2 separate regions of the Homo sapiens genome follow, and region 2 is linked to region 1. Evidence: chromatin contacts called from ENCODE Hi-C or POLR2A ChIA-PET data. All regions are on one chromosome and are shown on one strand. Each heading gives the region's core, a stretch centred on a gene start or an enhancer-like site at or near the end of the contact. The rest is flanking DNA. Distances are from core to core; before and after follow the strand shown.

What was found. A loop is a pair of places that touch in the nucleus more often than their neighbours do. ChIA-PET counts read pairs that join two places held with the same protein, here RNA polymerase II (POLR2A). Pooled maps may share reads with other maps.
Region 2: a loop to region 1 is called in a map of tibial artery, with 4 times the contacts of the local background. The contact joins the enhancer-like site here to the promoter of PRDM16-DT in region 1. A Hi-C loop is called at or near these places in 4 of 168 maps with a recorded cell type or tissue (ovary, posterior vena cava, prostate gland and 1 more) and 4 of 50 pooled maps. POLR2A ChIA-PET finds 5 or more read pairs at or near these places in 2 of 52 experiments (WTC11 and common myeloid progenitor, CD34-positive).

What each region holds. Positions count from the first base shown.
Region 1 is chr1:3,063,858-3,070,211 of GRCh38, reverse strand. PRDM16-DT (PRDM16 divergent transcript) reads left to right here and starts at 2,487. Exons shown (of 6, transcript NR_015440.1): 1 at 2,487-2,875; 2 at 5,910-6,000; 3 at 6,157-6,354. It overlaps LOC124903827 (translation initiation factor IF-2), which reads left to right. Exons shown (of 5, transcript XM_047436614.1): 2 at 1,241-1,990; 3 at 2,164-2,875. The coding sequence ends at 1,264. PRDM16 (PR/SET domain 16) reads right to left here and starts at 1,009. Exons shown (of 17, transcript NM_022114.4): 1 at 916-1,009. The coding sequence starts at 952. It also overlaps the pseudogene LOC100420339. RefSeq lists an enhancer at 2,116-2,690.
Region 2 is chr1:3,216,625-3,222,978 of GRCh38, reverse strand. All of the region lies in intron 2 of PRDM16 (PR/SET domain 16), which reads right to left. Among named protein-coding and RNA genes, the nearest start is that of MIR4251, 92 kb to the right of the region's middle. RefSeq lists enhancers at 323-865, 866-1,408, 3,037-3,579, 3,580-4,123, 4,945-5,713. Within about 2 kb of position 3,583, at least 8 of the 41 ENCODE cell types and tissues checked have a DNase peak (open chromatin) inside an H3K27ac peak, as active enhancers do.

The DNA of each region.
Region 1 (6,354 bases), core at 1,238-3,737:
AAGACCGAGGACCGGGCAGCCTGGCCGGGGCAGCTCTGTCCCCGCCGGGCCCGGCTGTGCCAGGCAAGCGGGTACAGAGGGGTCCACGCGGGCCCGAGGGCGGCAGCGGCGGGTCGGGAGGTGGCCGGGTGGGTCCCTCCTGTCGGAGGCACTGTCGCCCCGGCGGCCCGCGCAGGCTGCCGGCGTCCCAGAGGAGCGCCCTCCACCACGCGGGGCACAGCCGGGGATAAACTTCACGACCACAGTTCCCAGCCCGGGCAAAAGTCTCCATTTTGCTCCCCAAGTGGCTGCGGCTGTCCCGCCGTCGCCACCCCTGCCCCTGCGCCCGCGGAGCCGGGTGGGCGCCGGCCCGCGCCCCCTCCTCCGCCCCTCCCCGGCTCGGGGTCTCCCTCCTCTGCGCCCGGCTGGCGGACGCCAAAGGCGGTGCTCTAGCGCCCACTATTTCAAAAGCCCGGAATATGATTTGACCAGGACTGAGAGCCACTCGGAGAGAGAGAGGGAGAGAGCGAGCGGGGAGGAAAAAGTTGCTCTCCCCTTTCGTCAACTTTTCGCTAACTTTCACTTTTCGCTCCCCTCCACCCCCGGCCCTCCCCCTCCGCCCCCCTCCCCGGCCCCCACCGCGCGCCTCGGGTTCCCGGGCCCGAGCGCCTGACACTGGTGGGGGGGGAGGGGGTTCCGCGGGGAGGGGGCCGGCGCCTTCGGGGAGCGCGCGGCCCGGGCGCCCCGAGCCTCCGCGCCGAGCCCGGTCGCCCCGGAGCGCGGGAGGCGGAGCAGCCCCCCGGGCCGCGCGGCCGAGCCGGGGGCCCGGAGCCGCAGGCGCGCCGGCCGCGCCCCGACGCGCACCCCTGGCCCGGGCGCCCCGGCCCGGCGGCCCGGGCCCCGGCGGCGCGGCGCGGCCGAGCGCGGGAGACTTACTTTTGGCTAGCTTCCTCGCCCTCGCCTTGGATCGCATGGTGTCGGCTCGCGGAATCTCTCTCCTCCTCCTTGAGTCCAGAAGCAGCCACACACTATCTTCATCTCCCCAGCATTGTCAGTTTGGACACCTTCGCACATGCGCACAGAGCACTCAATCTGACACCCCTCGCCGGGGCCAAAAAAACTTTGCAATGTATTCATCATCCTCATCGTCGCGCCGCCGCCGCCGCCGCCGCCGCCTCGGCGCGGGATTGGGGGGCTCTCCTCGGCCTTCTCGGTCTTCGTCTCACTTATCTCTCCCCCCTCTCCCCCCCCCCCTTTTCAGCGCAGCTCGGAACTGGCCCTTTAAGAAAACATTCCGTGTTCGGCGCTCCCGCCCGGGGCCCGCACCCCGGACACTTTAAAAGGACCCAGGTGGCCCCGGAGGCGAGGTGACTATCCCCCCACCCTGCCCCTGCGTCGCGGCGCGTCGCGCTGCTGCTCCCGCCCCAGCCGGGGCCGAAGATGGGGCGGCGGCTGCGGTTTTCCACACGACTTCCTTGGATCTCGGGGCACACGCGCCGATAGTTCGGACGCGAGTCCGGGCTGGTTTTGCTCCGTTTTACTGCGTTTGATTACTAATTTAAAAGCTTTGCGTTCCCCGTCGCCCCGGCCCGCTTTTCTCCTGCATTCTCCCCTCGGCCCCCGTCCCCGCCCTGCGATCGCTGGAGGGGGCGTCGGGGCTCGCGCGCCAGAACCCGGCTCCTCCGAAGCCCCCTCCGGGCCCCACCGCCCCCCTCGCGCCTCCCGGCCCCCGCCTCCTCCCCTTCGCCCCCACCCAACGGCTGCTGCTTCGGGCTTCGCGGCTCAAAAACAACAGCGGAGGCGCCGCCAGCTCCGCGCTCCGCCACTGCCCAGGCCGGCGGGCGGCACTCGGACCCGCCGCCCTCGGTCCCTCGCGAGGCCACGGAGGCCAACACGCCTCGCACGGGGGGACAGCGCGGGGGCAGCCGTCCAAACACCAGGCGTCCTCGGCTGGTCGTCCCAGGGCGCCCGCACCTCTCCGCCCGCGCTCTCCTGCCGCCGCGCCCCCAAGGTGAGTACCCGGCTGCGCGAGCGCCCGAGCTGGGCCACCTTCGGGGACCCGGGCCACTGGGGACACTCCCCTCTGGCCTCTCGGGGCCCAGGTGCGTAGCGGGCGGAAAGGCCAGCGGCGCAGGTGGAGCAGCTCGGACGGGAGCCGACCAGACGCTTCCTCTTCCCCTGTAGCCCCCAAACTCCGAGGCGCTGCGGCGGAGGGGCCGGGCTGAGCGCAGGCAGGGTGGCCCGGGCCCAGGAGCCTGACGGCCTGAGTGCGGATTTCTCATCTGAGTATCTGGGAATCGAGAATGAATTGGAAGGAAACCGAGGCGCTGCCCTGGCCAGGTTGCTGCCCCGCACCCTTCCGGAGCACCGAAGTCCTGCCCGGCAACGGGACTTGGAGCTGCCGCAGAGTCAGCCTGAGCCCGAGGCAGGGGTCGCGCCCGCGATGCGGGGTCTCTGCGCCGCCCCGCGAGGCTCCTGGCCTTGCCCTCCCTGCCCTTTGTTGTGTAATAAGACCTGTGGCGGCTCCACTGAGACCCACACGTGCAACTCCGCGCCTCCGCGTTAAAGGAGGTGAAACGCAGCAGCCCTGAGAAACCCCGAGACCCCGGTGTCCTAGCAGAGGCGCCCCGGATGGGGAGGGGCGCGGGGCCGGCGCCACCCCAGAGGAAAAGCCCAGCGGAGCCGGGTTGGGCAGGAGCTGGCGGCGGCGGTGCGCTGGGCCTTCTGCCTTGGATCCTCCGCGGTCGGCACCGCTTCCCTGCTCAGATTCGAACCCAGATTCGGCTCCCAAGGCTCCCACGGCTCCAGGGTGCCCAGTCTTGCAGCCAGCTCGCCGCCCGAGCCCCGGATGGAGGAAGCGCTCACTGGCCGCTACCTCTGCTGTTTCTGGCACCAGGTGAGTGTCGCCTAGAGAAGGGCCATGAGCAATGGCACAGCCCCATTCCCTGCCGTCCTTTCGAGGGTCTATCGACCCCTTTACCCACCCTCCCCACACCCTGACCATCTTTCTACAGGGGTTGGGGCAGAGAACAGCTCAGTTTACAGGCCCGGCTCTGGAGGTCTTGATCTGCCTAGCCAACTAGGGCACCGCTGCAGCTTTGCACCGCCAAGGCCGGTTCTGAACCTGCTCGCCCCAGTGGGTGGGAGGTGCTGGAGCCCAGGAACACGGGCGCTGTCTTGCCTAAACCCCGCCAAGGGCAGGTTCCCAACGGTGGGCCCAACCTGGCTGGAGCTGCTGGCTAGAAAGGACTCAAGGTCACTCCCATATCTCTGCACCCAGGTCCCCCTTGCTCCTGCCTGAAGCCTCTGCAGGTTTGGGAGGAGGCCTGGGGAAGTTACTATGGTGCCTGCGAACCACTCCCACCTGCAGAGAGGGTCCCTTCCCCACCCTCACCCTGCAGCCCAGCAGAGGCCTCCTTTGCCCCTGGCCTGGAGGTAGCCAACAGATGCCAAGGTTGTGCAGTCCTGGCCTTCTTCTACGGGTGCCCCAACTCTCTCAGGCCCTCTCCCTGCCTCCTCCTCCAGCTCAGGAGGTGGTTCTCAGAACCCTGGCCAGGCTAGGACAGGACAGCCATCCCTGGCCTGTTGCCAGCCCCTAGGGAAGAAGGGCAGGAGGTATGGGAGCAAGCTGGTCTGTGCCATCTGGTCCTTGCCCTCCACCAGGCTGTTGGGTAGGGATGGGGTCATGGATCTGCCTGGGAAGGGGTAGCTGCCGGTCAAGCCTCGCCAGGGAGACAGCCGGGCTGCCTACCTGCAAGGCACTGACGCAGCCCTGGCTCCAGTGGGGCAGTGTCTCCCGAGCCTGCTCGAGGAGCCCAGGCAGGCTGTCCCCAAGGCCATGGCCCTGGCCGAGGTTGCATCCTGGCCTGGCCAGGCCCTGCCCCCGCGTGGCCAGACTTAGAAGCGGAGAGCAGGTCAGGCATTGAGGAGTCCCGTGGGGAAAAAGGGTGAAGCAGGGAAGATCAGATGCAAGTCCTCCCTGGGGCCCAGTTCTGTGTCCCTGCCTGGCAAGGGCTTTGGGGGGCTTGGAGAACAGGTAGGGCAAATGTAGGCCCAGTGGGGAAAAGGTTGATACTAAAAGGTCTAAGGGCAATTTTCAAACCAAGTCTAGCTCTGCAGAGCCTTGAGGCTGATGCCAGGCCCTGGGGCCCCTGCGCTGGGATTGTAAGTGCTGTAAGCTCATTCCTACTGACCTCCTTGGGTCGTCCAAGGACAGTGAGTGTGGGTTGGCCACATAGAGGCTCCTACACTGGACAACTGCACGCTGCTGTCGAGTTCCAAAACCAATTTCATAGCTGGGGTCTTGGAGGCTAGAGCGGGGCTTTAACCACCAACTTCTGCTGGGGTCTGGGCAGAGAGGGAGTCCATGGAAACTCGATTTCTCCATGAGCCCTGCAGACTCCCAGTGTTTCTAACGGCTGGAGACCCATGACCAGGTTAATTCCTTAGGGAAAAGGCCGGGTTTGAGAGCCAGAAATGCTGGTCCTGCCGTGCTGGAGGAAGCATCTTATTAGCGAGTAGGAGGCCCCCAAGCCCCAGGGGTTCCCCAGAAGCCCATTGAGTAGCAGAACTACCATGCCGGCCTGCCCTCCACTCCCGGAATCTACAAATGCATTCAAGGGCTAGAGGGCCCCTTCGCTTGGCCAGGCCTTGTGCCCCATGCCAACTGGCAGGGTCAGAGCAGCCCCAGCTGCCCCTACCCCCAGCCCCTCAGGCCCCAGGGAGCCCTGCTTCGGGCCGTGTGTGCAGGACAGGAGGTAGGCATGGCACCTGGCAAGATGGACTCACCTCACCAGGTTCTTTCTCTCCCACTTTCTCTCCCCTCACCTCACCCCTTTCTCTCCCACTCCTCTGTGCTTTTTGAACTTAGCCATGGGTTTTCAGATACTTGGCCTCAGGCTCTATTGAATTCCAGGTCAAGGTTTTACTGACTCCACACCCCCACCTTGTTCCTCCGGGTAGCAAAGAAGCACACAGCCTCTGGTTTACCAACGGGCTTTCCTGGGAGATTGGAAATGCCCCAGGTGGGATCCAGATCGCCAGCGCTCACCCCACCCCCAATACGTGGGCCACTGAGTCAGGCCAGGATGAGGCTCTTGCTCCCCGGGCATGTTCTCCTGCCCCAGACTTGAGCAGCAGGAGCCAGGAGACCACAGGGGCCCTTGGGGATGGCTGACTTGGCTCCCACTAGACAGAGGGGAACATGGAGGAGGGCTGCTTGGACCCTATACCTCGCAGGGGACTCGATGGGGGCTGAATGCTGGAAGGAGCCTGCGTTTGGTCTAGAATGGTGGGGGTGGGTGGGAGACACAAGTCATGGAAAAGGCCATTTCTTCCCTATTGAGACCTCTGAAATGACCCGAAGTGGGTGCTTCCTCCAGCATCATGCCTCAGCCGCACACTGGGGCTACAGGAATCCCCCCAGACCCTGGGGTCAATATTTCGGGGCCCCTTTGAACCTTCTTCTCACCCGAGGCCTGGGAAACCTTCTTGTGCCCCAGAATACTTGGAGAGGACAGGACACAGGTCCCAGTTGTGGCCCAGTGGTGGCAAGGTTCCATTCCCTGCACTGCTCAAAGGTGGGGGCCTCCCAAAGCCGATACCCGATTCCTGGTCCCAGAGTGGGTAGCTGGGAGGAGTGGACTTCCTAGGAATGTGAGCCATGTCGCTGATTTCGAACAAACCCCAGATGTGTGGAAACTGACTTATTTTGATTGCAAGAGGGTCCTTGTCCCTTGCAGATGGGCAGCTTCCGGGGACCGGCTTGCACGATGCCGTGGCCACCCCAGTGGAGACCCTCTGCCCGGCTTTGTGTCCTGGCGTCCCCACCAGGGTGCCCAGCTCTCCTGCGCAGATGTCGGGAGTATCTGGATGCCCCATGGGCACTTCGAGGGCCCAATCCGGAGTTTTTTGTTTTGTTTTGTTTTAAGAGATTGAGACTGTGAACCTGAACTCCCTTGATCTCCTCCCGTTGGGCCCAGGAGGGAGCCGAATCCAGGCCCAACCGGGCTCACTGAGAAGGTGCAGGAAGCCCCCAACGACTCCTACTCGTGTGCGGCCCATACTGGGCCAGGACGCTGCAGTGGCCGAGCCGCTGGGTGTCTGCAACGGGGAGCTCCCCCGCCGCTGGGGGCAATAAACGGAATCGGTTTCACACGCTTTCCCTCTTGATCTAAGAACCTTTAAAAATCCGCCAACGAATGCTGTTGCCTGGATGCGCTGCCTATGACCTTCAGCCGTGTGTTCACGCGCGCCCGCAGCCGTGGAGTGGCGGTCCCTCCTGCCGCCCGCAACCCCGGGGCCGCCGGTCTGCGCACACCGGGAGCAACTTCGTTACCCACAGCGCCCGCGTCCTGCGGCTCGCGCGGAACTGCG
Region 2 (6,354 bases), core at 2,334-4,833, 150 kb before region 1:
GGGATGTCTTGACCGATCCAAATGCCCCTCAACCTGGTCTTGCTCCCCAACCCACCCACCAAACTCCACCCCGGCCTTGAGGGCAAACTGCACACTTTCTCCAGGCCCCTTTGGATGCAAAGTGCCCTCACATCAGGCTTCAGCTTTGGAAACCACAAGCCCAGGAATCACAGATGGATGTGGGGAAAGATCCAGAACCAAGCCTGCATCCACTGCAGTGCTGGGAATGGGGATGCTGGTCCTCGCCCCACTGCACGCTGGAGACAGTCAGGGGCCCTGCAGAGCACCCATGCCCAGTCCGCCCCAGAGTCTCACGTTGGGGTGTGGGCTGGGCCTAAGTGCCCTGGGATGGGGAGCAGGCCCTCCCCTGCATGGTAGCTGGTGCATGAGGCCTGCTGGGCAGGGCCATGAAACACACCCAGCACCAGCACCATTGGTTGGCAGGGGCCCCGCAGGTTCCACCTCCTGAAGCCGACCACAGGCCGAAGGAGAGGCTTCCTGGAGGGAAGAAAGGCGGGGTAGTTGGCAACAGGCTGCGAGCCCCCACTCCTCATGGCGGAGGGAGGGAGAGAGACCTTCCTCAGCAAAAAAGAGGAAGTCCCAGCACCCAGGCCTGCTGGAGCCTCAGCTTGTTCTTCCAGCTCAGAACGCTGGAAAATACATCTCAGGGCCAGCAGCTGGGGCACCGCTCCCTCCCAGGGGAATTACATCTGTCGTCACCAGCTCCTCACTGGGGGAGGCTGGGCTGGGTGGGTGGGAGGGAACCCACGTGGGCAGCCCTCTGGCTGGTTATTTGCTTTGTCAGGGGGTGGGACCTGAGCTCAAGGTCACGGCACCTGTGGCGGAGGCTGGCCCTGCAAACGCACCTGCAACAGCCCCTCCTTCCCCTTGGGCCTCCCTCACCTCACTTCCTGCCAGCACGGGGCCTGCAGACCTCTGCTGGGGAGCAGTGGACGCCCTCCAGGGTCTAGGGAGCAGATAAGACGCGAGACTACTTCATGAAGTTTACTGTATCCCCATCTAAATTTGTGGCTTTTCCTGCACAGATTTCTCCATACCCAGCAAACTCTGAGGATGGCTCCAAGGTTCTGGGCCTCAGGATGGGAGTGAATTCTCCATGAGGAAATTGTATATGTGTGTGGACATCTGTGTGCACATGTGTTTTGCATGCACGACCTGTGTTTGTGTGTACATGTGCCTAGACACGCATGCATGTCACTGTTTGCACACATGTGCGTCTGTGCATGTGTATGTGTGTGCATGCGTGTACATGGGGGCATCCATGTGTGTCCCACATGCCCAGGGTGGACATTTCAGGGCCGGGCAGGCATTGAGGGGAGAAGGGGGAAATGCAAGAGGCTGCCCCTGCCTCTGCTCTCCAAGCAAGCGCAGTGCATGACGTTCATTGGAAGCCAGACTTCTCTGTGACTGCTGGCCCGACCAGCAATGCTTTATTTTGACTAAAGAACATGCAGTGCTTAGAGAGTCGGTGCAGGCCGGACAAAGAGTCTCCCCAGTGAGGCCAGCTGCAAGCGCCTGTCATTTGTGCAAACACAGCAAATCCAAGCAGCTTTTGCATCTTCTGGAAAAAAGTCCCACGTACATGATCCGGTTTGATTGTCTCTGTTACGCTGAACCGGAGGCTCAGAGAGGCTCATGACTTTAAGGCCACACAGCAGGCAACTGAGCGCTGGAACCGGGAGGCCCAGAGTCCAGTCTTCTGCTCTCTTAGTCTAGAGACTGTTTCCCTGAAGAGCGGAGTGAGGCAGAGGCTGTGGGGCACTGCCCATCTTTGCCAGAGACCGAATGCTGAGGCTGAGTTGCACACGGTGAGGTTGCACACGTCCCAAGGCCCTAAGCCAGTGTCGGCATGGCCAGCTGAAATTCCAAGGCCCAGCCACTGGCAACCCGTCCCCCCTCTCCACCTCACTGACCACCCTGGGTTGTAAACATGACTCCTGCTCCCAGACAGGGTCTCCCTCTCTTGAGTCTGAGCATCAAGTGGCCTGATGGGATGGATTCTGAAATCACCATGTGTCAAAGGGCTGGAAGAGGCTGGCTCTGCCACTGTGGTGCACTTTCTCCCAAGGCTGGGCTAGGTTGGCCCTTTCCTCCCTGGGCAGCTTATCTCAAAGAGACCAAGGCGAGGAGCTTCCCCATGCAGACTGTAGCAGCACCCTTGGAGGAGGCGAGCAGATGCACGAGCCCTGCACCCTGGGCTGCCTCCCTGTTTGGGTTCCTGTTTGCCAGGCCCCTGCACACCTGTCATCCAGGGAGCTTCTCCCAGTGACACCCAGGAACTGCCAGAGAATGGGGAGAGAGACCAAATGGTGTCCTTTCAAGAAAGGGCCCCTCTAGACCATCCCCAAAGTCAGCCTTCCGTTGCATTTCAGGCCAAGGAGAACCACAGCAGCCTGGGGGTACGGCAAGACTCGAGGCCAGGTGGGCCGGCTGCTCCTGTGGCCCCTGCACCTGCAAGCAGGTCTTGGCTTTCTCAGCCCTGCCGACCCAATGTTGCCCCAACCTGTGCTGGTCCTGCGTGACCAGGTCCCAGGCCCACAGAGCTGTGGAAGGTGGCAGACGCGGGGAGGGCTGCAGGTAGCTCCTGGATTGGCCCTGGGCGTGAGTCTGAGCCAGGACAGACCACAGGTCCTGGGGCTGCCCTGGCCGGCTGCTATGATGCCTGTGACGTGGCCCCACGGTGTTGGGGACAGGTTTTGTGTGCATCGGCTGGGAGGCTGGGCGTGCTGTGGGGCCACAGAGATGTGTGGAGGAAGGTGCCGCAGACGGAGTGACGGCGTGGGCACGGCGAGGACAAGATGCATTCCTCCCGGCGCGTGTGGGCACGGAATGAATGTCTCTTCAAAATGAGGGCTATGTCTGGAGATGCAGGCAAACCCATTTAGATCCTCTGAGAGCCCACTCGGGGGCTTTTACTGTCTGAGGTTACGTGGTCAATGGTTTTCAGGAGAGGCTCATTATTACCTCAGCGCCAAACATCTGTGGCCAGCACCGCAGCCTCGCCATCTCCCCAGGGAGACTCCGCCGGTCTGGGTCCATGGCCTGTGCTAGCTCCGTGGATCCGGGGGACCTCATGCCTGTGGGGGAGCTGGCTTTGCTGAGATATCCTCCTCCGGCTTGCCAGAGGTGGGGAGACAGCGCCCGTGAGGTATGGGGGTTTCTCCCGAAGTCGGTGAAGCAGGGCAGGCGGGCGGTTACAGAGCCTTGAAATGCAGGGCGAGAGAGATGGCCGCTCCTGCCATGTTCAGCCCTTGCTCCTGCCATGTTCAGCCCTCACTCCTGCGGGACATTATCTGCACAGAATCTCCCGAGTGCAGAGCTGTGGCGGGGATCTGGGAGAATTTTATCGTCCTGTTCCCGAACACTGCAGACAGACCTGGGTAATTATTAACCCGGCTTCTGACTCTCTCTGTTCCCAAAGATGATACTGCCCTACCGAGGGCCTGCCAGCCCCCTGCGCTCTCCTCCCACGCTGGACCCCTTCCCCCGCCCCAGCTCCAAGGGGAAAGAATGAGAAGGCAGGTCCTCCGGGAGCTGGCACGGCAGACAATGTGTGTCTTGTGTGAGTAATTTAGCGCTGTGGCCAGTCAATCTGGTTTCTGGGCCCGCTGCCCTGACCCTCTTTAGAGCTGCTTGCTCTCGCCGACACAGTGTGAAACATTTTCTTTCACTGCGCTGACACTCCGCAGATTGAGACGTCAGCCTGGTCCAACTGCAGCAAATTAGCAATTTTTCTTTTGCTAATTGGAAATAAAAATGTTTGCCGAGGGAGCCGTTTGTCGGCATGCGGTTTTCGGTTTCTGTGCACCGTGAGGCTGTGTTGAAAATGCATCCTGAGGTACTGCCCACCCTGGGGTGCCCCTCACCACAAATCCTAAAGGCCCTCCTCGCGGCAGTGTGCAGAACACGCCTCTCCCCTGCAGCTCTCCGCTCAGCCCGGCACTGGACGCGAGGACCCCTCCTTTGGGAGAGCTGGGCCCCAGGCTGTGAACTTTCGGAAAGCCATTGGGATTGGCAGGTGGCAAAACTGTCTAGGGTGAGCTGTGAGAAAGCTCTTTGCAGGGAAGAGGGAGAACACGTCTCCAAAAATGCCAGCTGGGTTACGGGATTTCTGAGCAAGCGTGGTTCGGGTTGTCCACCTTGTCCGCTGAGCGTGCACCTGGGGGAGGAGCGTCCTGAGGCCTGGCCTCCAGGGCACATCTGATTTCAGCCACCCCTCGCTGCCAAGAGTAGAAAAGACCCCAGCTCGTGGGTAGAAGGTGGCAGAGGCACCTGCCAGTGTGGATAAGGGGAGGAAGCATCTTCTGCTAATTGGAACAAAGAAAGAAAGAGCCAGAAGGAAGGCAGAGAACATCCCTTTCTAAGGAAGGGCCTTGAGATCAGGTGTAGCCATTCAAAACTTGGTGAAGAGACAGGCCCCACCGATGCCCACCTGTGCGGGCGGGCACATCTGTGTGCACGTGTGCGTATGTGTGCCTTGGAGTGGGTGGGTGTGCCCAAGTGTGTCATGGCCTGTTCCCGCACACCGAGGTGGCCCCGGCTGCCCCCTGGGGATACCTGGGGAAGCTGGGGCTGCTGGCCAGCACCTAACGGGTTACTGCCCTCCCCCCTTCTCCGATAAAGCATTTGACAGCCATGCCTAATAATTCTTTCTGCTGGGTTTTTTCTTGATGTCTTTATGTGAATATGAAGCCGGAATGAAAGGCTTTGGGGGACCCCCATGAGAGAGGAGAAGTACGAACCAGAGAGGAAGAAAGAGCCCTGCGGCTCCCTGCCGAGAGCCAGGCACCTCCTCTGGCCGTCACGCCAGGCTGCAGAGGCCCTTTGTAAGTGCAGGCGACTCTTCTTCACTTGGCCACGACAATAGTGTTTTGTGGCGAGGGATGGGATGGGGGCGGCAGCGAGGGGCTCGCCCCAGGGCCTGCAGATGTTGGATGAGGGGTGATTTATTGCTCCGGTGTCCTCCTGCATTTGGCTACCTTCCCAGACCCCAACATCGGTGACAGAGGAGGGAGGGCCGGCAAGAGGGGGAAGAGGCCGGTGGCAGCAGTCCAAGGGGGCACCCCAAAACCTCGTGTGGGGAGCAGAGTTGGGAGTGAGCGAGGTAGCATGCAGGCGGCATCCCGAATACTTCTAGGGGGAAGAGCGCGCGTCCCAGCCAGCCCAAAATGAAACTCGCAGGGCCTCAAGGAAAACTGGGCTGAGTTTCTCAAGAGCTCTCCCGTGTTGAAAAAAAAGATCTACCGGGATGCACGGCACGGGGACCTGGCCCCAGGAAGAGCAGGGCCGTGAGTGAAAACGCTGCTTCTGGACAGCGTGCACTCAGCCACAGTGGCTGGGAGAACCCCTCACCCTCGCCGTAGACTTAGGCCAGCGCACTCAGCATGGCTGCCAAGCTCGACAGAGGCCAGTTTATGCTCCCAGGCACTCTTGAGATCCACTTTCATCTGGAATAAGGAGCAGAAAGGAGCGGTTTTCCTCTTGAGTTCTGACCTGGCCCAAACCAGAGAAGCCATAAATCCAACCAGGAGGGCTGTTCCCATGAGATCCCTGCTCCCATTCCAGACCAAATAAGCCGAGAAGAGCTGGGGGGCAGCCCAGCAGCTGCTGCAGCGTCTTCTGAACTGACAGCCTGCAAGCTGCCGTGCGCCCACTGCTGTGGCCGCCCCATCCCCAGCGCTAACCCAGGCTAAGGAGCTGGACGCCAGCCGCCCAGGAATGGATTCTGGGTCACTTCCAGGGAAGAGAAATCACTGCCGATCAACTCACACACGGGCGAATGCCCGTTTCACGGTGAAAGGTGTGTGAGGAGAAGGCCACCCGGGGCTTTTTATCCTGTTTGGGAATGAGCTTTGGTCACGGAGCCCTGGAGGAAAACACCACACAGAAAGCGTGCTTCTATCCACACAGAGGGTGCCGTTTCCCCTGCTGCCCTGCAACATTTGGACATGGAACAGTGCTAGGCTACGAGTTAATTCACAGAGGAACTGCCGCAATCCCAGTGGGTGGCTTCAGGCTGTCAGAGACAGTGGTGGCCCAGGGAGGGACCAGGAGCCTGGGAGGCTGAGGAAGACAGAGGTGCGGACAGTGGGCACCTGAACTCTATGGCAGTCACGGATGACTGGCTACAGGAACCTGTCCCCTCCAGTTCCATGCTGATGGCCACAGCCACAGCCCCGCCCTCTGCAATATCAAGAATGGTTTCAGCATCTCCAGTCTCAGGCATGGGCCTAGACTCTCTGATTTCGTGAGGCCAACCACAGCCTCCGGACAGTGTGGCTCCTGACTCCTGCCCCAGGTTTGGGGAGACTCTGGGATGCCCAGCTCCAGCCT